Linked DNA regions of Homo sapiens: region 1 is linked to region 2. A link is an interaction called in ENCODE POLR2A ChIA-PET data of the cell type or tissue named here. Cell type or tissue: PC-3. All regions are shown on one strand. Region 1 has its middle 4.3 kb from the start of B3GNT3. Region 2 overlaps UNC13A (unc-13 homolog A).

Region 1 (4,000 bases), 190 kb after region 2:
AGCAGTCAGGAAGACTTTCTAAGGAGGGGGCATTATAAATGAGGTTTTGAGGTATGAGTAGGAGTTTGCAAGATAGGAATGGGCATCCCAAGCAAAGTGATGGAAGGTTGTTAGTTCAATGAGGAAGCAATTAGTCAACCTACAAATATTAATTGAGTATCTACTGTATACCATGTAGCAGAGAGAGAGCTATGAGCAGGACAAAGTTCTTGGAACCCAGGAAGTGGAGATAGGAAGCCTGAGTGAGGAGCCTGCTTGGCGGCCACTGGCTGTGTGACTTTAAGCACGGGACTTGAGCCTCAGCTCATCTGCAACTCACCTCACTGGATATCTGTGGGAGGTCACACACTTAGAAGAGTGCCAACTACAGGGCAAAACCCCCACTAGTACCAGGCAGCTTTGGGAGCCCCAGGAGGAGGGTGGACCTTGGTGCAGGTGTGCAAGAATGGCCCACTGGGGAGGGCAGGACAGAAGCAGTAACAGCAGACTGCAGTGGGGAGCAGGTCTGAGCCCAGTGGACAGTCTTGGGTCCTGATGGATATTCAGGGAACCAGGGCCCGTGTTCCTGACCTTGAGGCTGTACAGACCCCAGGGAGCAAGCCCAGACTGGATGAAGCTCAGAAGGAAGGAAGTAGGAGGCAGGATTTGGCCTGAGACTTGCTGTGCGCTGTCTCTGATCATCCCACCCTGTCCTCCAAAGAGAGAGTGCCTCTGGCTGTGCGTCAGTTTCCTTGTCTGTAAGATGGGAGGAATCCTGTAGTTGGGAGAGGTTCAGGGAGCATTCTTGGCACAAAGCAAGTGCATAATTAACATTGGCTGAGAGTCGGGCACCGTGGCTCACGCCTGTAATCCCAACACTTTGGGAGGCCGAGGCAGGAGGATCACTTGAGAGCAGGAGTTCAAGACCAGCCTGGGCAACATAGCAAGACCCCCTGTTTCTACAAAAATAGGAAAATTGACCCAGCATGGTGGCACACGCCTATGGTCCCAGCTACTTGGGAGGCTGAGGCAGGAGGATCAATTGAACCCAGGAGGTTGAGGCTACAGTGAGCTAAGATCACACTGGTGCTCTCCAAGGCTCTGGGCAGCCACAGAGTGAGATACTGTCTCTTAAATAGGCCAGGTAGGGTGGCTCATGCCTATAATCCCAGCACTTTGGGAGGCCGAGGCAGGTGGATCATTTGAGGTCAGGAGTTCAAGACCAGCCTGGCCAACATGGTGAAACCCCGTCTCCACTAAAAATACAAAAATTAGCCAGGCGGTAGTAGTGTGCACGTGTAATCCCTGCTACTTGGGAGGCTGAGGCAGGAGACTCGCTTGAGCCTGGGAGGCGGAGGTTGTGATGAGCCCAGATTGTACCACTGCACTCCAGTCTGGGTGACAGAGTGAGACCCTGTATCAAAACAAAACAAAACAAAAACAACAAAAACGTCAGCTGTAGGAAGGAAGGATGATTATAGGAGTTGGGGCATCAAATGGGGGCAGAGGTGGCTGCAGCACCTGCCCTGTCTGGCTACAAACAGCCCAGGGACTTCCCAGCCCTTCATGTCTTCTCCCTTGCAGGTCTTAGCACCTAGGCTGTAAATTCAGAGACCACACCTGCCCAGTGGGTGTGGCTCTGGGTGTCAGAGAGTAGTGGCATCCATGGGGCCACTGGGTGTCAGACATCCATGGGGCCCTGGGTATCAGAGCTGAGCTTTATAGAGGTGACAAAATCAAAATCTGTTTGCCACCACCTCCTCATAATGTAGCCTAATCTGGGCATGGGTTCTTCCCTGTCTGATAAGTGGCGGGTACATGGCACCTCCTAGTAGCTTTTATTTGCCTTCCTGGGGACACAAATGAGGCTGGGCACCTTTTAAAATGAAGAAGGCATCTGGGCATGGTGACTCATGCCTGTAATTCCAGCACTCTGGGAGGCCAAGGCAGGTGGATCACTTGAGGTCAGGAATTCGAGACCAGCCTGGCCAACATGATAAAACCCCATCTCTACTAAAAATACAAAAATAAGCCAGGCGTGGTGGTGGGCGCCTGTAATCCCAGCTATTCGGGAGGTTGAGGCAGGAGAATCTCTGGAGCCCAGGACGAGGAGGTTGCAGTGAGCTGAGAACATGCCACTGCACTCCAGCCTGGGAGACAGAGACTCCATCTCAAAAAAGAAACCAAACAAACAGGGCTGGGCGCATTGGCTCACGCCTGTAATCCCAGCACTTTGGGAGGCCCAGGCCGGTGGATCACTTGAGGCCAGGAGTTCGAGACTAGCCTGGCCAACATGGTGAAACCCCCATCTCTACTAAGAAAACAAAAATTAGCTGGGCGTGGTGGCAGGTGCCTGTAATCTCAGCTACTCGGGAGGCTGAGGCAGGAGAATTGCTTGAACCCGGCAGGCAGAGGTTTCAGTGAGCCCAGATGGCGCCGCTGCACTCCAGCCTTGATGACAGAGCAAGACTCCGTCTCAAACAAACAACAACAACAACAACAAAAAAAACAAAAAAACACAAGCAAACAAAAAAGCGCAGAAGGCACTTTTCCCAGGTGTGGCCTCCTAACTGCCCAGCCTTCCAGAGCAGGTGTGACGTGACCTATCTCAGAAGAGTGAATTCCAAGAGAGAGGGCGCGGAACCCGTTAAACCTGCCAACCCCGGGCAGGCGTGATGCCATTATGCAGTTTACATGCCCTGGTCTCTTCCACCCGGGTGGCCTTAAAACCTCAGCTGTGGTACAGAGTGATCCATTGGCACAGCACCATCAACTGGGCCACATGTCAGAGGCCACCCCCAGCTGATAAGTGGCCTAATTGGATTTTCTTTTGAGCTGAAATTCACAAAACAAAAAATGAACCACTTTAAAATGAACAATTCAGTGAGTTTCAGTATATTCATAATATGTGCAACCACACCCTTTATCTAATTTGTGCACATTTTCATCCCCTCCGAAAGGAAACCCTGTCCCCTTCAGCAGTCATGCCCCATTTCCCCTCCCACAGCTCCTGGCAACCACTAATTAGCTTCCTGTCTCTGTGGATTTGCCTGTTCTGGGCATTTCACATAAATGGAATCATACGACATGTGGCCTTTTGTGTCTGGCTTCTTTCACTCAGCATCGTGTTTTTTATTTCATCCCTGTTGTAGCAGGGATCAGGACTTCAATCTCTTATCAGGACTTCAATCTCTCTCTTTTTTTTTTTTTTTTGAGACAGAGTCTCGCTCTGTCATCCAGGCTGGAGTGCAGTGGCATGATCTGGGCTCACTGCAACCTCTGCTTCCTGGATTTGAGCAGTTCTCCTGCCTCAGCTCCCCGAGTAGCTGGGATTACAAGCATGCGCCACCATGCCCAACTAATTTTTGTATTTTTAGTAGAGAGGGATTTTGCCATGTTGGCCAGGCTGGTCTCGAACTCTTGACCTCAAGTGATCTGCCTGCCTCAGCCTCCCAAAGTGCTGGGATTACAGGCGTGAGCTACTGGCCAGGACTTCAGTCTTTCTGATGGCTGAAAAAGACTCCAGGCAGGGCACAGTGGCTCACACCTGTAACCCCAGCACTTTGGGAGGCTGAGGCGGGTGGATTGCTTGAGGTCAGGGGTTCAAGACCAGCCTGGGCAACATGGTGAAACCCCCGTCTCTACTGAAAATACAAAAAGTAGCCGGGCGTGGTGGCAGGTGCCTATAATCCCAGCTACTCGGGAGGCTGAGACAAGAGAGCTGCTTGAACCTGGGAGGTGGAGGTTGCAGTGAGCCAAGATCCTGCCACTGCACTCCAGCCTGGGTGACAGAGCGAGACTCTGTCTCAAAAAAAAAAAAAAAAACAAAAAAAAAAAAAACTCAAGACTCCACTGATGGACCACATGTTGTTTATCCATTCATCCACTGGACACTTGGGTGGGTGATCACCACCCAAGCAGCTGAAAAGAACACTGTGAATCATGCTGCTATGAACTTCCCTATGCAAGCATTTGTTTCAACACCTGTTTTCAACTCCTTTGGGTAGATACCTACAAGGGC
Region 2 (4,000 bases):
CCACCTGACATTCACCCCATTTCCCGATATTTCCTTCTTTCCTTTTCCTCACCCTGATCACGCTTGATTTATTGATGGCAGTTCCACCAGGCCTAATCGCCACACACCAGCAAAGGCAGGCTATGCTATAGTACAAGCCACTAGTCCGCCTCTTAGAATCTCTCATTTCCTTTCCATCGTGGAAATCTGTCCTCAAGGAAATCACTTCTCAGTGTTCCATCTGCTATTCTACTACTCCTCAGGGATTATTCAGGCCCCCTCGCTTCCCTACACATCAAGCTCGAGGATTTGCCCCACTCAGGACTGGCAAATTAGCTTTACTCAACATGCCCCGAGTCAGATAACTAAAATACCTCTTAGTCTAGGTAGACACTTTCACTGGATAGGTAGAGGCCTTTCCTACAGGGTCTGAGAAGGCCACCGCTGTCATTTCTTCCCCTCTGTCAGACATAATTCCTCAGTTTAGCCTTCCCACCTCTATACAGTCTGATAACAGACCAGCCTTTATTAGTCAAATCAGCCAAGCAGTTTTTCAGGCTCTTGGTATTCAGTGAAATCTTTATATCCCTTACAGTCCTCCATCTTCAGGAAAAGTAGAACGGACTAAAGGTCTTTTAAAAACACACCTCACCAAGCTCAGCCACCAACTTAAAAAGGACGGACAATACTTTTACCACTTTCCCTTCTCAGAAGTCAGACCTGTCCTCAGAATGCTACAGGGTACAGCCCATTTGAGCTCCTGTATAGATGCTCCTTTTTCTTCACATGGACGCCCATGAAACCCGGGAGGTGGAGCTTGCAGTGAGCCGAAACCGCGCCACTGCACTCCGGCCTGGGTGACAGAGCAAGACTCCATCTCAAAAAAAAAAAAAAAAAAAAAGAATGGCTACTCCATAGACAGAGCAGCCCCAAGGCTGCTGGTTGCCCATTGTTATGGTTATTTCTTGATGATATGCTAAAGGAAGGGTAGATTATTCATGCCTTGCGTTTTTAGACCAAATAGGGTAACTTCCTGATGTTGCCATGGTATTTGTAAACTGTCATGGTGATGGGGGGAGTGTAGCAGTGAGGATGACCAGAGGTCACTCTTGTCGCCATCTTGGTTTTGGTGGGTTTGGGCCAGCTTCTATTATTGCTGTTGTTGTTGAGACGGAGTCTTGCTCTGTCGCCCAGGCTGCAGTGCAGTGGCGCGATCTCGGCTCTCTGCAAGCTCTGCCTCCTGGGTTCACGCCATTCTCCTGCCTCAGCCTCCCGAGTAGCTGGGACTACAGGCGCCCACCACCATGCCCGGCTAATTTTTTGTATTTTTAGTAGAGACGGGGTTTCCTTCCTTTTTTTTTTTTTTTTTTTGAGATGGAGTTTCACTCTTCTCACCCAGGCTGGAGTGCAATGGCAGGATCTCGGCTCACTGTAACCTCTGCCTCCCAGGTTCAAATGATTCTCCAGCCTCAGCCTCCCGAGTAGCCGGGATTACAAGCACTTGCCACCATGCCCGGCTAATTTTGTATTTTTAGTACAGACAGGGTTTCACCATGTTGGCCAGGCTGGTCTTGAACTCCTGACCTCAGGTGATCCACTCGCCTCAGCCTCCCAAAGTGCTAGGATTACAGGCGTGAGCCACCGCGCCCGGCCACTTCCTTCCTTTTTATGGCTGAATCATATTCATTGTATGAATAGACAACATGTTGTGTTTATCCATTCATTTGTTGGTGGACACTTGAGTTGTTTCCACCTTTTGGCTATTGTGAATAGCGCTATTCTGAACACGTCCAAGGGTTTGTTTGAATATATCCGCTTGATTTTCTAAATAAAGTTTTATTGGCATGCAGTCACGCCCATCATTTGCATGTTGTCAAGGTTACAATGGCCGAGTTGGTTGCAACAGAGACAGCATAGTACACACAGCAAATCTATTTACTAGCTCGCCCTTTACAGAAAATTTTGTTGACCCCTGTATTGATCATGACCAAAATGAGTCTGGGAATTGGGTTGGGTTGCAGAAACTTTACATTAGGCCTGGATGACCATTCTCCTCTCCTTCTACCTGTCCAGAACAAAGGGGTTACATTTCCCAGCAAGCAGTCTTGAGCCTCAGTCCCCAAGCCCCATTGGTAACACGATGGGTCCCACACACTGAAGGACAAGACTTGAGACCCTTTTGTAGCGAGGGGCAAATAGATCCACATCAGTCACAGTGCGTAGCCTATGCACTTGGGTACAGAAACAGCTAATGAGCAGGGGCACTCAAGGACCTGCAGGCTGCCTCTGCAGACATCATGCAGACAGCTGCGGTTTGTCCCCTTTTCCCAGCTATATGCTATTCTTTGAGAAGATACCACACCCCCACGTGCAAGTTTCTCAAAGGAGAAAAGTCCCCCAGGAGCGGGATTGCTGCGTGCTGGATAACTCCTGGTGTAAGCCACTTTCTGGCCCCACTTTTAGTCCTGCTGTCTGTTACTTGCAACCAAAAGCACTCACTGAACCCACTCCTGGTGGTGGATCCCGCAGCTCCCGTCCTGTCCGCTCAAATGTAGAAATAACCCCAGACATAAGGAGGGGAATTTCGGAATTTACCGAGGAAACTGGGCTGAATGAGATTCCATTTCTGCTTCCTCGTGGGATGGAGACTCAAAACAGAAATTAAATTCAGCTGTTGGAAAATGGAGTTTCATTCCTCACACATCTGAGTTTATGAAATGAGATTCCCAGCTGCTACTTTTTTTTCTTTTTTTTTTTTTGAGATGGAGTCTCGCTCCGTCACCCAGGCTGGAATGCAGTGGCGTGATCTTGGCTCACTGCAAGCTCCGCCTCCCCAGTTCACACCATTCTCCTGCCTCAGCCTCCCGAGTAGCTGGAACTACAGGTGCCTGCCACCGTGCCCGGCTAATTTTTGGTACTTTTAGTAGAGACGGGGTTTCACCGTGTTAGCCAGGATGGTCTCGATCTCCTGACCTCGTGATCCACCCGCCTCGGCCTCCTAAAGTGCTGGGATTACAGGCGTGAGCCACTGCGCCTGGCCCCAGCTGCTACATTTAAAACAGACATGGCCAGGCACAGTGGCTCACGCCTGTAATCCCAACACTTTGGAGGGCTGAGGAGAGAGGATTGCCCAAAGTGAGGAGTTCGAGAGCAGTCTGGGCAACATGGCGACATCCTATCACTACAAAAAATACACAAATTAGCCAGGTGTGGTGGTGCACACTACTCAGGAGGCTGAGGTGGGAGGATCACCTGAGCCTGGGAGGTTGAGGATGCAGTGAGTTGAGATTGTGACACTGAACTCCATCCTGGGTGACAGAGCAAGACCCTGTCTCAAAAACAAACAAACAAGAAGATCCCAAAAAACCCAACAAAACCAAACAAGCATGGGGGTGTGGGTTGAATTAAGGGCATGTATTCCTAGTGTTTGTATCTTAACTTCCTTAAGGGCAACAGATGGCCGGGTGCGGTGGCTCACGCCTGTAATCCCAGCACTTTGGGAGGCCGAGGGAGTGGATCACCTGAGGTCAGGGGTTCGCGACCAGCCTGGCCAACATGGTGAAATCCTATCTCTACTAAAAATACAAAAATTAGCCAGGCAAGGTGGCGGGCGCCTGTAATCCCAGCTACTCAGGAGGCTAAGGCAGGAGAATCGCTTGAATCTGGGAGGTGGAGATTGCAGTGAGCTGAGATTGCACCACTGCATTCCAGCCTGGGCAACAGAGACTTCATCTCAAAAAAAAAAAAAAAAAGCAATGGTTGCAAATGTTCTGAGTTCAAGTCCCAGCTCCATCTCTTCCTGGCTATGTGATCTGAGCAAGATCTTGTCTCTCTGTACTTCAGTTTCCTTCTCTGTAAAATGGGGATGACTCCAGTTGCGGATGAGCCGCGTTCATGGGCAAGCAGTGTGTTCTACTGAGTCTGCGCCTACCTAGTAGGTGCTAATCGTACGTGAGGTTTTTGTTTTTGTTTTTTTGCTGATAAAGGAATGCAAGGAGGAGGCAACCACGTGTCCAAGGCT

Evidence for each region. Peaks named below come from ENCODE experiments on the same cell type or tissue, not always from the same donor. Only the 100,000 strongest peaks of a DNase experiment are listed, where the experiment ranks them.
Region 1: POLR2A ChIA-PET joins it to region 2 with 6 read pairs; 3 of 35 experiments call an interaction of 5 or more read pairs at or near these places.

What each region holds. Positions count from the first base shown.
Region 1 is chr19:17,788,791-17,792,790 of GRCh38, forward strand. No RefSeq gene overlaps it. Among named protein-coding and RNA genes, the nearest start is that of B3GNT3, 4.3 kb to the right of the region's middle. In PC-3, no CTCF peak of the experiment used is centred here; no DNase peak of the experiment used is centred here; H3K27ac peaks cover 1,727 bases.
Region 2 is chr19:17,597,337-17,601,336 of GRCh38, forward strand. It overlaps UNC13A (unc-13 homolog A), which reads right to left. Exons shown (of 44, transcript NM_001080421.3): 44 at 4,000. Among named protein-coding and RNA genes, the nearest start is that of COLGALT1, 44 kb to the left of the region's middle. RefSeq lists an enhancer at 1,197-1,778. In PC-3, no CTCF peak of the experiment used is centred here; no DNase peak of the experiment used is centred here; H3K27me3 peaks cover 237 bases.